Linked DNA regions of Homo sapiens: region 1 is linked to region 2. A link is a contact called in ENCODE Hi-C data. All regions are on one chromosome and are shown on one strand. The core of a region is the stretch at or near the end of the contact, and the rest is flanking DNA. Distances in the headings are between cores, read along the strand shown. Region 1 holds the start of IL20RB (interleukin 20 receptor subunit beta). Region 2 overlaps PPP2R3A (protein phosphatase 2 regulatory subunit B''alpha).

Region 1 (6,349 bases), core at 1,507-4,006, 890 kb after region 2:
TGACAGGGACCAATGAGCAGGTGGAGCTAACTAGCCATCGTAACACTTCAAAGTTTGGTAAACAACTCTTCTTCTCCGACAGCATAGCTAAATGATTCTTATTCTTTCCTCCATTTTCTCTGTTTACTTTCATTTTCATCTTCTTAATTCAGTCTGTATTCCCCTCTACCTTTCCATCTTTGCTCATATCATTCTCCCAAAAGGAATGATGAACAGTGTGCCTCTCTTCCCCTCCTACCCATATCCAATTGGTACATCCGGAACCTCATATTGAGGTCTACCTATTCCCTAAAGCCTTTGCTGATCTCTTGGATCACTCCTTTGTGTCCCTCAGACACATTCCTTTGATGCTAACTGGGAGGCAGTTAAAGTGAGTGAAAAAAGCTTGGAGTTATGCAGACCTCAGTTAGAATTCCTGTTTCCATCCCTGAATAGCTCTGTGATCTACAGTAAGTTAATTTCCCTGAGCCCTGTGTTCTCACCTGAAAAGTGGAGAATCAAATCATATCTTACCTTGCAAGTCTGTTGTATAATATATGGACATGTATATAGTGTGTAGAAACCCTTTAGGACATTCTTGGCAGATAATAGATATCCAGTACACATTGGCTTATATTGCTAACTTTTGACATGCTGGAACTGTGAGCAGAAGCGAACTTAGGAGAGAGGAATCAGGAAGCCAAGATGGAGAACAAAGGTAACATTGGGGACAGACGTTGAGGCCATGTATGAAGCACTCTTAAGAGGAGCAGTGAGAGACTGTACAAGCAGCTAGTGACCAGAGGTCAAAGTACAGATGTGGCCACTGACTCACAGTGCTGGAATCAAGGAAAATATGCACCAGGTTTTCTTGACTATGGTGTGGTAAAAAGATATACAGCAATGTTTATTGTATACTTATTTTGTGCCAGATCCTGTTCTAAGTTTCACTTAATCCTCACAACAGCCCTGAGTCAGACACTATTATAATTGTTCCCAATTTTCAGATGAGAACCATAAAGCAGATAGTTTAAATGACTTGCCTAAAGAAACACAACTAAAAAGTTGACACCAATCAACCTGAGACAAAGATTATTTATATACTAGAGACTCCCCTGCCCATATAAGCATCTAAGCTCAAATTTCGCAAGCTGAACATTTGCAGCCTTTTTCTATAGCACCCCCAATCCTGCCTGTCCTGACCACACTCCACCCACTTCATTATTTCACTTGAGGTGCTGCCATCCACCCAGTTACCCAAACTCAGAACCTGAAAGCCATGTTTGGCTCCTCCTCCCCAGCCCTCTTAATGCACTCAATATCCAGGAGCTATCAGTTCTATCTTCTTTATCTTTTGAATTTGGTCATTTCTCTCTGCAGACATGAGAAACCTAGTGGAAGCCAACAATGTCTGTCACCTGGATCACTACCATAGCTCCCTCATGGCCCTCCTGCCTTCAATCTGGCCCCCTGTGCTGTTTTCTCCACCCTAGTCACAAACTTTTTAAAGCTCAAATGCAGGGAATGACATGGTCATATTTGAGCTTTGAACCCTTCCTTTGACCTTCATTCCTCTCAGGATAAATTCCAAGCTCCTCAATAAGGCATTCAAAACTCTCTAGAATCCTGTTTCTGTCTGCCACTAAGCCCTATTTCTCGCCATTTCAACCTTGTTCTCGTGTTGCACCAAACTTCTTCTTGCTTCCTAAAAACAACATTCCTGGCTGATTTTTTTTTTTTTTTTCCAGAGTTTAACACCCAGTCCTGGAGTCACCTCCTCCAGGAAGCTTTCTGTAATCCTACAAACTGGGTTAGATGTTTCTTTTTAGTGATGCTATGTTTCCTTACGAATATTGCTGTCCCTTCATTTTAAAAATTGACTTATGATTATTCCCGTGTCTATCTTCTCCACTAGTTGGGAAATTCTTGTTGAGGGAATGGACTGTTGAATTCCTAAGAACTAGCACATAGTAGGCCTTCAGTGAAGGTTTCTTGAATGAATAAATAAATGACCAACTTTCCCAAGGTTACATTGTAAGTTCTGAAACTTGAACCAAAATACATTATACTCTAGAACCCATGTTTATTCCACTATTGTATTTGCACATTAGGGTGGTTAAAGTCCTTCAAGGGCTAAATTTTAAAGGGCTAAATACTATCACAAGGTTTTTCTTCCACCTATTGAAATTGGTTTTAATTTTTCAGTAATACATTCACGTGACTCAGTAATCAAACGATATACAAAGATATTCAGTCAAAAGTCTTGTTCCCATTTTTCTCTTCCACCTTTCCAATTCCCACTTTCTCTGCCCCAAGGTAACCAATCTTGTTCATTTCTTATATCTTCTTTTAGTTTTTCTTTTTGCAAATGCATGCAAATATGAAGCTATATATTATTCTTTACCCTCCTGACTTTTAGAAGGGTATTTTAAATTTTTTCAAATATCTTTAGTTTTTCTGAAGTGGGTACATATTAGAAAAAAGAGCTAGTCAGTACCCAGCTTGAATGAACTCACAGAGAGAAACTTGGAAGAGGACAGCTATTTAATGAGGGAGGGAGATAATCCTGCCTGCTCATTGGCTTTTAGGGAGGTGCAGAGTCCTTTAGGACAGAGCCTGTGGTCCGGGTATTGCTCATAGGCAGATTCTCAAGCTCCCCAAAGTTACATTTTCTCTGGAACTCTCCTAGGCCACTCCCTGCTGATGCAACATCTGGGTTTGGGCAGAAAGGAGGGTGCTTCGGAGCCCGCCCTTTCTGAGCTTCCTGGGCCGGCTCTAGAACAATTCAGGCTTCGCTGCGACTCAGACCTCAGCTCCAACATATGCATTCTGAAGAAAGATGGCTGAGATGGACAGAATGCTTTATTTTGGAAAGAAACAATGTTCTAGGTCAAACTGAGTCTACCAAATGCAGACTTTCACAATGGTTCTAGAAGAAATCTGGACAAGTCTTTTCATGTGGTTTTTCTACGCATTGATTCCATGTTTGCTCACAGGTAAGTATGAATTAGAATACATCCAATAGTTTGGGCCTTGAATATAGGTTAAGAAGGCAAAAAATACTTTCCCAGGGCCTGGGGTTGAAATATGTGTATAGAATATCGTATATCTGTTTTACAAAAGATTTATCACCTCCTAAACCTCTATTCCCACATCCCAAAGAAAAGGCCTGCATTCTGTTTGGAAATCTCTCTTCTTAATGTCCACACAACAATCTAGAAAGAGAAATCATCAAAATAAATAAAAGCAGAGCTCTGTGCACTTTGTTACTTATCTCATCGTCTGGTTTTATATAGTGCAATGTAGTTCTTTCAGACTTACTGTGTGTGTCTTGGAGATGTTAACTGTAAGAACAAATTAAAACAAAGATTCTAGCAAAATACACATGAATAAAAAGACAATTTGTGAGCTTAACATTGGATACGAGACTTATAAAAATTGGATTTCTCTACTGGTCATTGAAGAAAAGGTACTCCATAGCATTCTAAAAAATATTTGGTTTGGGACATTTCCCCTGCCAGTGAGATTACATAGTTTTCTCTGCTCCACTCCTGGTTGCTTGTACCTATCTGCTTTATTGTCTTAAAATTGGAACTCTGTAGCCTTTGATGTTTGTTCATGTCAAATCACGTTTAAGAGAAACTTCTAATTTTGATACTCCAAGACACTAGGCACTTTGCAGTGTTGATGGGAGCCTTGAGTACTTTCTCTCTCTCTCTCTCTCTCTGTCTCTCTGTCTCACTCTCTGTGTGTGTGTGTGTGTTTTACACAGAACTAATTTAATTATTCTAGTTAGTTTACATCAGGTAACAAATCAGTACTAAGACAATTTGCAAAGGTGTAGAACTGGCTTAAACATCAAATTTATGGTGTTCTTTCCTAGCTTAAAAACCTTCACAGCTCCCAGTTGTTCAGCACATGGTGTCCAAATTCTGTTGTCTCTCATCACCCAGCATATTCAGGCCCCACCCTATATTTATTTAACCCTATTTCTCACTACTCCTTGAAAACGAATATGGACTACAAGCAGCTGCTGGCTTAACAGTCAGCATATTATACCTTCATTTCCTCCTCCTGGCCTTTATTGTTATAATTTCCCACCAGAAGCAGCATCTTCAGTATTTCCTTCTACGTCTTTCCAAGACCTCTCTTTGACCCCAGGTACTTTAGCTTCAGGTGGTTACTTCTCTTTCCAGCACTGACCTGGAGGGCCAGGGCCTGGGCATCTTTTCTGCTGTCCCCACATCTCCTAGCACAGGCTAAGCATGCTGGTTGTTTGGTTAGTTAGTTGTTGGTTATTTAGTTGTTGGAACAGAAATGTTGCCAAGAAAACATCCGTCCACTAAGCTGAAACGAGAAGATGGGAGGCTGAATGAGAAGAGGAAAGCCCAGCATTTTTCGACTTGACATTTTCTTCAATGACGCCCGTCTTATAAGTATTTTCTTGAAAACTCCTGTTTTAAATAGATCTGGAGGTGAGTGTGCACTTCTGACGCTTATAAACTTACATAGAAAACACACACACACCAAAAAAACCTCAGTGGTGAAATCACAAGGATGTCATAGCCAGAAAGACCTGTGTGTGAGTTTTGGCTCTGTTACTCACTAGCTCAGGACTCAATCATGTAACGTCAGTTTCCCTTCCTGTGAAATGGTCATAATAGCCACTTTGAGGTTATGAGGGGTTAAATAAGATGACACAAACAAAAGCGCTTTGAAGACTTCAACATTTCCCCACCCTCAAATGTTAGTTATTATTATCTGTTGGTTATACAGATGGTGGTATCAGTAGATAATTGCTTTAGCTGAGGTTGTCTTTATGCAGTTTTGACCATTTCCTCTGGATTGTGTAGGTGCCTGTGATGAATTCTGCAAATTCTAAATGAACTTCTATTAGTTACTAGATCACTGGGCAGATGGGTAGAGTTGTGGCTTTTTTTTTTTTTTTTTTTTTTTTTTTTTTGACCGAGTCTCGTTCTGTCGCCAGGCTGGAGTGCAGTGGCGCAATCTTGGCTCACTGCAATCTCCACCACCCAGGTTCAAGCGATTCTCCTGCCTCAGCCTCCTGAGTAGCTGGGACTACAGGCACACGCCACCACGCCCAGCTAATTTTTGTATTTTTAGTAAAGATGAGGTTTCACCATGTTGCCCAGGATGGTCTCGATCTCTTGACCTTGTGATTTGCCCGCCTCGGCCTCCCAAAGTGCTGGGATTACAGGCATGAGCCACCACATCCGGCCATGGCTGTCTTTCATAGAAATCATTTGCCTTGTCCTGTCCCTCCCAAATAATAGTGTGTGATTCAGAAAGCTGATTATGCTACCAATAGTAATAATCACAATGACAATCACAACTGCTATTTCTGAGTACACATTGTGCCTTCAGTTAGCAAAAATGTTATCTTGACTTCTCACATGAATCCTGCAAGTTAGGTGTTATCCCCATTCCACACATTAGGGATAGAGACTAGGAGAGGTTCAGTTATTTGTCCAAGTACCTATATCTAGTAAGTGCAGGAATTGGGATTTGATGATGGTTTGGTCTGCTCCAGAGCCTGTGCCCTTTATATATCTCTGCAGAAAAAGCTGAGACATTAAAACAAGGTAGAAGAAGGGAGGAGGGACAAAGGAAAGGAAATAAAGAAGATGGTGCTACCTTTTCTAATGCATTAGCCTTAAAGGCTGATAGAGGTAAAGGTGGCAGAAGAGGATCCAAATAAAGGGAGTGGACATCAGGCCCACTGAGCGTCCTTCAGAGAAGAGATGCAAAGATTTTTGCCTGGAAAGGTTGCCCCAGGGCTTTTTGGTGGGTAGCCTTCATGCTACTTCCCTTGGACTGACTCACTCAAGGTTTTACGAAATAGGTGTTCAGCAGCAGAAAGGGTCTAATTTAAAGACGAATGAGGGATTAAGAAAAGAGTTAGACCTAGGCTAATTTCCCCAAGGAAGCCAAAGCTTAATTTACTTGTTTAACTTTCATTCTTTTAACACCATTTATGTACCAGGTTCTGGGATGTGTGCTAGTTAGAGAGATTTTAAAAACTTGTCTTCAGGGAGCCTAAGAGCCTGCTGGGAAGTACACTAAAGTCTTTGGCATGTGGGAATTTAACAAAATTTTAACTATTCTTTAGCCACCAGAAGTAAAGTCTAGATTTGTGGTTCCCAACCTCAAATGCACATTGGAATCACCTGGGGAACTTTTTAAAAGCTAAATTCCGTGACTTCACAGCTAGAGATTCTGAGTTAATCTAGGGTGCTGTCTGGATGTTGGGACTTTTTCAAAACAATGTGGGTGGGGCTCCTTAGAGAAGTGATTGATTCCAGGGCTGGGCAGGGAAAAAACAAGATGAGACAAGAGCATTTTGTGGTAA
Region 2 (6,802 bases), core at 3,731-6,230:
CACAAAAAAGCACAAAGCCCAGGTAGTTTTACAGGGGAATTCTGCCAAACCTTCAACAACCAGGTAGTTCAAATGCTCCATAAATTATTTCAGAGTATTGAAAAGGAAGGAAAATTTCAAACTCCTTTTATGAAGCAAGTATAACACTGATACCTAAATCAGGAAAAGACCATCCAGAGAATAAAACTGCAAACAAATATAGCTTCAAGATGAATGATAAAAGGTAATAAAACATTACCAAACAATATACCATGACCAAGTGGGATTTATTCCAGGAAGGCAAGATTGTTTTAATATTAGGATATTTATTGTGTTAAGCTGTTCTTGCATTGCTGTAAAGAAATAACAGATACTAGGTAATTTATAAAGAGAAGAGGTTTAAGTGGCTTACAGTTCTGCAGGCTTTACAGGAAGTACGGTGCTGGCATCTGCTTGGCCTACGGTGAAGCCTCGGAGTTTTCAATCATGGCAGAAGGACAAGGGGGAAGCCAGCATCTCACTTGGCGAGAGCAGGAGCAAGGTGTGGGGGAGTTGCTGCACACTTTTAAACAACCAGATCTCATGAGAACTCACTATCTCGAGGACCGCACCAAGAGGACAATGCTAGATCGTTCAAGAGAAATCCACCCTATGATCCAGTCACCTTCCACCAGGCCCCCATTTGCAACACTGAGGATTACAATTCAACATAAGATTTGCCAGGGAAATAGATCCAAACCATATCATTTATTAATGTCGTATGTTATATCTAAGGAAAAAAAATTTCTCTGTATTTTAGATACTTTCTTAACATGATGAAATACATATACCTTAGTGTTAAAGCCAATATCTTATTTAATGGGAAAACACTAGAGGCACTTCAACAAAGATCAGGAACAAGGCAAGGATGCCCACTATCTCCACTACTATTCAGCATTTTACTGTAGTAATTGTATAAGAGAAAACAATTAGAAGCATAAGATTGGTTAAAGAAGTAAAAGTATCTTGTTGCAGATGACAGTAAAGTTTGAAAATTCAGAAAAATTAGTAATAAAACTAACTCAATAAAATATTAAAGTAGGAGGAAATAAAATTAACAGAAAAATCAATAGATTTGCCACTTCTGACCAAGAAGGACTAACAGGGACTGGATTTACCTTCCACTTGCAACAAATGGAAAGTAACAGACAGGAAATATAAAACAATGGGTTTTCAAGATGGTGCACATCAGGCAACAAACGAGTGATTCATTCCTGAGAGACAGAAACAAAGTGAGTCTTAGGATTGAGAGAGCGTACCACCTTGAGAAAGTTTTCTAGTCATAGTGCAAGAATGGGAAACCCAGGCTGAGTTAAGTGGACTCCTTGAGTTTAGGAGACAGAGCCTAAGGGTCTAAGAGAACCAAGGTGACTAGAATTCTCTGGACAGAGTACCAAAGAGGAGAGAACTGCATGGAGAACAATCCTCAGAGATCTTCAGAAGTTCCTCCATGAGTATTCAGCAGAGTACTGATCAGCAAATAGATGAGGAAACTAACCAAAGCTGAACAATATATGGAATCAACCTAAGTATTAGTGAATGAAGGCATAAAGAAAATGTACACAATGAAATACTATTCTAGTAGTAATGGGCACCTTTCACACCCAGATTTGGTTTCAAATACCATTTTCCAATGAAAGGAGCCAGGGCTTCTTAGACAAAAGGTTCGTATACCAGAGCTGGGGCAAGGAAAATACAAGATAAACATGGGTCATCTTATGCCAGAAAATATGAAAGTCCCCATAAAAACACAGGGGCATATCAAGAGAACACAGGTGGCCAGGCTCATGCCTGTGATCCCAACATTTTGGGAGGCGAAGGCAGGCAGATCGCTTGAGCCCAGGAGTTCGAGACCAGCCAGGGCAACATGGTGAAACCCCATCTCTACTAAAAAACAAAAACGGCATGGTGGCACACACCTGTAGTTCCAGCTACTCAGGGGGCTGAGGAAGGAGGATCACTTGAACCTGGAAGGTAGAGGTTTCAGTGAGCCAAGATGGAGTCACTACACTCCATTCTGGGTGACAGAGTAAGACCCTGTCTCATTTATAAAAAGAGAACACAGGAGCCAACCTGAAGGAGCTCCTAATGGCCAAAGCTACATCAATTTGAGCAACAAAATGATGATAGTATAGGATTATAACCCATAGAATGAAATAAATACCCATGAGTCTGCGCTGTTAAAAAAAAGTAAATAGGCCGGGCATGGTGGCACACGCCTGTAATCCCAGCTACTCGGAAGGCTGAGGCAGGAGAACTGCATGAACCCAGGAGGTGGAGGTTGTAGTGAGCTGAGATCGCACCACTGCTGCCCTCCAGCCTGGATGACAGAGCAAGACTCCGTCTCAAAAAAATAAAAGAAATAAATAGGAGAGAAGAGACAGCTCTTCCTTATAGAAGATTTCCAGTTAAGAAATGTAGACAGAATAGAAACAAAATCACTATTAAGTAAACACTACAGTGTAAATGTTGCAGGCATAATCTAACAATAGATGCTAAAATGAATGAGAGAACTTTTGAGGAGAAATAGGATATTGACACTCTCAAAAGCGTCTGCCTCCATGATATTTATCTATTATTAAGAGAAAATAGCAACTTTACAGTGGAGAACGCAGCAGACACCACTTGAACTAAGTGTGATTAAAGTTAACATCACCAAATGAAGACATACCAACATCACATACCCTCTGTATTACGTATGCCCAGTGATGCACTGAAAAGGACTCATCACTTCTGTGGTTCTCCTGCCAAAAATGTGTAACCTTAATCATGACCAGACATCAAACAAAACCAAATGGAGAGACAGTCTACAGAATAACTGACCAAAACTCATTAAAAGCATCAAAATCGTAAGGAAAGACTAACGAACTTTCACAGATTGGAAGAGACCAGTGAGACACAAAAGCTAAATGCAGTGTAAGATCCTGGAACAGAAAAAGACATTAGTGGAAAAACTAGTGAGATTTGAGTAGTTTCATATCTTATCCATGTTCATTTTCTGGTTTTTATCACTATACTATTGTTTGTGACTTGTTACCATTAAGGGAAGCTGGGAGAGGAGCATAGGAAATTTTTCTATAATAATTTTTGTAAGTATAAGATTATTTCCAAATAAAAAGTTAGCCAGGCATGGTGGCTCATGCCTGTAATCCCAGCACTTTGGGAGGCCTAGGGGAGTGGATCACTTGACACCAGTAGTTCAAGACCAGCCTGGCCAGCATGGTGAAACCTTGTCTCTACTAAAAATACAAAAATTAACCTGGTGTGGTGCGACATACCTGTAGTCCCAGCTACTCAAGAGGCTGAGGGATGAGAATCCCTTGAACTTGGAGAGGCAGAGGTTGTCATAAGCTGAGATCGTAGCACTGTACTCCAGCCTGGGAGGCGGAGCGAGACTCTGTCTCAAAAAATAAAAATTATGTAATATGTATAATAATAAGCCTAAAAAAAGTTAAAGAAATAAGTCCATTGGTTTGAGACTATGTATTGGTATTATAGCTAACTGCTCTGAAGAAACAGAAGAGATATACTTGATGTCTGTCTGTTGATGACAAGCCAGTTAATAGACTATATCTGTAATGGCATAGCTATTTCCTCTGGTTAATTAATATTGTGATTATCTCTATTAGATCCTCTGGGCTCATTCAGAATGCTTTAAAAATCTAATTAGAAAATAAAAACAGTATTTTCAGGTTTTAATATTCCAATAGTCTTCAATGAGAACAAGATTAAAGATTTAAAAATAAATAAAATTCTAATGTGAGAAATGATTTATCCACACAATTATGATAAAATCTGATGGGCATTAACTGGCTTGCACAGCTTAACAAAGATTCAAACTACTTGACTACATGGCTGCTTTTTTTTTCCAAAAAGAATTTTCCATGTTTTTAGATTATGAAAGAGGATCATTTTCATTGGCTTGCATCTACTGTCCACGACATCCTTTCTGTGTAAATACACTTTACATAATACCTCGACAATAATCTGTGGGATGAATTGCCTTGATGTGCTGTTGATGTGTTAGAATTACAGTACATACCTCGGAGACATTTGATTCACAAATTACCTAACGTAGCTAAAATCAAACTTCAACTTTTTTTGAAGTATGCTGTGTATACAGAAAAGCACACATAAGTATGCTTATAATGAAACGAATTTAATAAAGAATTAAATTTTAAGTGCATTATTCATTATTGTAAAATAGCAAGTTTGCTCAACTGGCAACATACAGGAAGGAAAAACTTCCATAGGCATAATTTTTGTATGTTTGTTAATTTAGTTTTGGTTTTGATCTTTTTCAGGATGTGGTGGATACCCACCCTGGTCTCACGTTCCTGAAAGATGCTCCAGAATTCCACTCCCGCTACATCACCACGGTAGGCTGAGTCATCTTTTTTCTTAATATAACTCCATAAGTCACCTTTTTATTACCATCTGCTATCCAGAATTTCAAGTATCTATGCAAAAGGTAACATGGGTTATAATGATTATTTCAAGTGGAAGGAAGCTAAAATAAAATTGAATTCATAATTTCTTCATTTTTATCTATTTTCCTTCTTGTTTGTGCCCAATACTTACAAAATTAAAGTAATATATTCCTTCTATCTGGTCTTATGAGGCATATCTTTTTCTGTGTTATGAATATTGATATCCAGTTGATATTTAGCATTTCCAAATAAGACTGAAAAGAATTTTCAACAGTCTGTCCCTGTCCCAGAAAAAAAGATTGGTCTCTAGTACCTCAAAGTTAGAACTGGACATGATAATGAGAAAATAGCTTGTGTGTAATCAGAAAACGATGTAAGAATTTAAAACAACATGATCACAATCTCATTTTGTGAGGAGCTCGCACTCCCTGTTTCTCAGGCACAGCCTCATTTGGTCAGTCCCAGTTAGGTCAGGAATTATAAGTGAGCACACACAGGCCCACAGGGCACGGAGTAGCCATTTCATGCACTCTGCTCTAGCTCCCACATTATCTTTGGAGACATTCCACCGACCAGCCCCAGGGCCATTCACCAGACACATTCTCAAGTGAGATGGCCCTGGCATGTAGCTCAGATTCCTCAGCTAAACAGGGCCGTCTCCTCTGAGGACCACCCTCCTATACTTAGGGTACAGTTTGTTAGCCAAAGATATGTTAGGTCCTGCCGAGTTACAAAATACTACTGTTTTCTTTTTCTCCTGTAGGAACTTTATTTTTCATTCAGTGCTTTTGCATTGGCTCTCTTATGTCAGTATAAAACTTTGTAAGATTTTATTTGAGCCAGAAGGTGTCACTGTTATCTAAGACAATCTCAGAAGTTATTTTTTCCTGTTAACCGTGACACTCTACTAAATTACCTCTACCACAATCAACCTGGCCTGTCGCCCTGATATCAAACTTGGTTTATTTTTAATTGGTCTCCCTGTTACCACTCTAATTGCCCCATAGTCTAGCCTCCACAGAGCAAACAATTGTCCTTTTAAAAAATCAGCCAGATCATGTCACTCCTCTGCTCAAACCCTGCAGTAGTTTCCCAGCTCACATAGAATAAAAGCCAAGTCCTTGCCAAGATTCTCCATAATCCTCCCATACCCTGGCAACCCCTATTCTCTCATCTTATCTCCTACCTCCCACTCATTTTCTTACTCTGCTTCAGCCACCATGAGCAAACCAAACCCACTTCTGCCTCACATGCTTTGTTCTTCCTCTTTCCTTTGCTTGGAATGTTCTTCCTACAGATTTCCACATTGTCACTCCCTCACTTCATCCAGATATCTGCTCGGTTCCCTTATTTAGTGAGGCCCTCCCTGATCACTCTCTGTTTTTGTAACCCTTCTTCCTCTGCCCCCTCCCCCTACACTCTATTCCTTTGTCCTGCTTCATTTTTCTTCTTAGCTCCTATCATCTGATATTTAATTTTTTGTTTGTCCATCTCCTATCATCTGATAAAATTTAATTTTTTGTTTGTCCATCTCCTGTCATCTGATATTTAATTTTTTGTTTGTCCATCTCCGTCTCTATAATATAAGCTCCATACAAGCAGGAACTTTGTCTATGTCCTCAGTACCTAGAATATTCCCTGGCATATAATAGACAGTCAATATGTACTGAGTGAATACATGAAATTATCCATGTTTAAGAATTCTAGGCCAGGCACAGTGACTCATACCTGTAATCCCAGCACTTTGGGAGCCCGAGGCAGACAGATTACTTGAGGCGAGACATTCAAGACCAGCTTGGCCAACATGGTGAAACCCCGTCTCTACTAAAAATATAAAAATTAGCCAGGTGTGGTGGTGCACACCTGTAGTCCCAGCTACTCAGGAGGCTGAGGCACGGGAATCACTTGAACCCAGGAGGTGGAGGTTGCAGTGAGCTGAGATTCTTGCCCCTGCACTCCAGCCTGGGAGGCAGAGCAAGGATCTGTCTCAAAAGAAAAGAATTCTACGCTAGCTCTGGCTGCAGTCCCAAAGAGAATTATTGGGTTCTGAATATTGACTATTCTGAAAACTCAGGGCATATTAACAGCATAATTTAGATTCTTAAGAGTTAGAAAAGATCTTAGAAATAAACTAGTCCAAACTGTTGGAATTAAACTAGTCCAAACTGTTGGCATGTATTCTTAGATATTAAAGAACAAAAGAGTAAAATGGAAATAAGTTTTCTTTATGGTTCTAGTTTGATATTTCTTTTTTTTCTTTCATGATCTTAATGAACGCATAGTTTGATATTTTTTGAAGTACTTGGACATTCGATGGTATTTGGTCACCTAGCAAGTAGTCCTTAGGAAGTTTT

What was found. A loop is a pair of places that touch in the nucleus more often than their neighbours do. Pooled maps may share reads with other maps.
Region 1: a map of MCF 10A shows a loop between it and region 2 (5-fold over the local background). The contact joins the promoter of IL20RB here to the enhancer-like site in region 2. A Hi-C loop is called at or near these places in 2 of 168 maps with a recorded cell type or tissue (MCF 10A and mammary epithelial cell), 1 of 37 single-sample maps with no recorded cell type and 5 of 50 pooled maps.

The regions. Positions count from the first base shown.
Region 1 is chr3:136,955,227-136,961,575 of GRCh38, forward strand. It overlaps IL20RB (interleukin 20 receptor subunit beta), which reads left to right and starts at 2,757. Exons shown (of 7, transcript NM_144717.4): 1 at 2,757-2,975. The coding sequence starts at 2,888. All of the region lies in intron 2 of IL20RB-AS1 (IL20RB antisense RNA 1), which reads right to left.
Region 2 is chr3:136,066,156-136,072,957 of GRCh38, forward strand. It overlaps PPP2R3A (protein phosphatase 2 regulatory subunit B''alpha), which reads left to right. Exons shown (of 14, transcript NM_002718.5): 6 at 4,323-4,397. Among named protein-coding and RNA genes, the nearest start is that of PPP2R3A, 100 kb to the left of the region's middle. RefSeq lists an enhancer at 3,761-4,960. Within about 2 kb of position 4,981, at least 13 of the 41 ENCODE cell types and tissues checked have a DNase peak (open chromatin) inside an H3K27ac peak, as active enhancers do; they include mammary epithelial cell, where a contact is called at or near this core.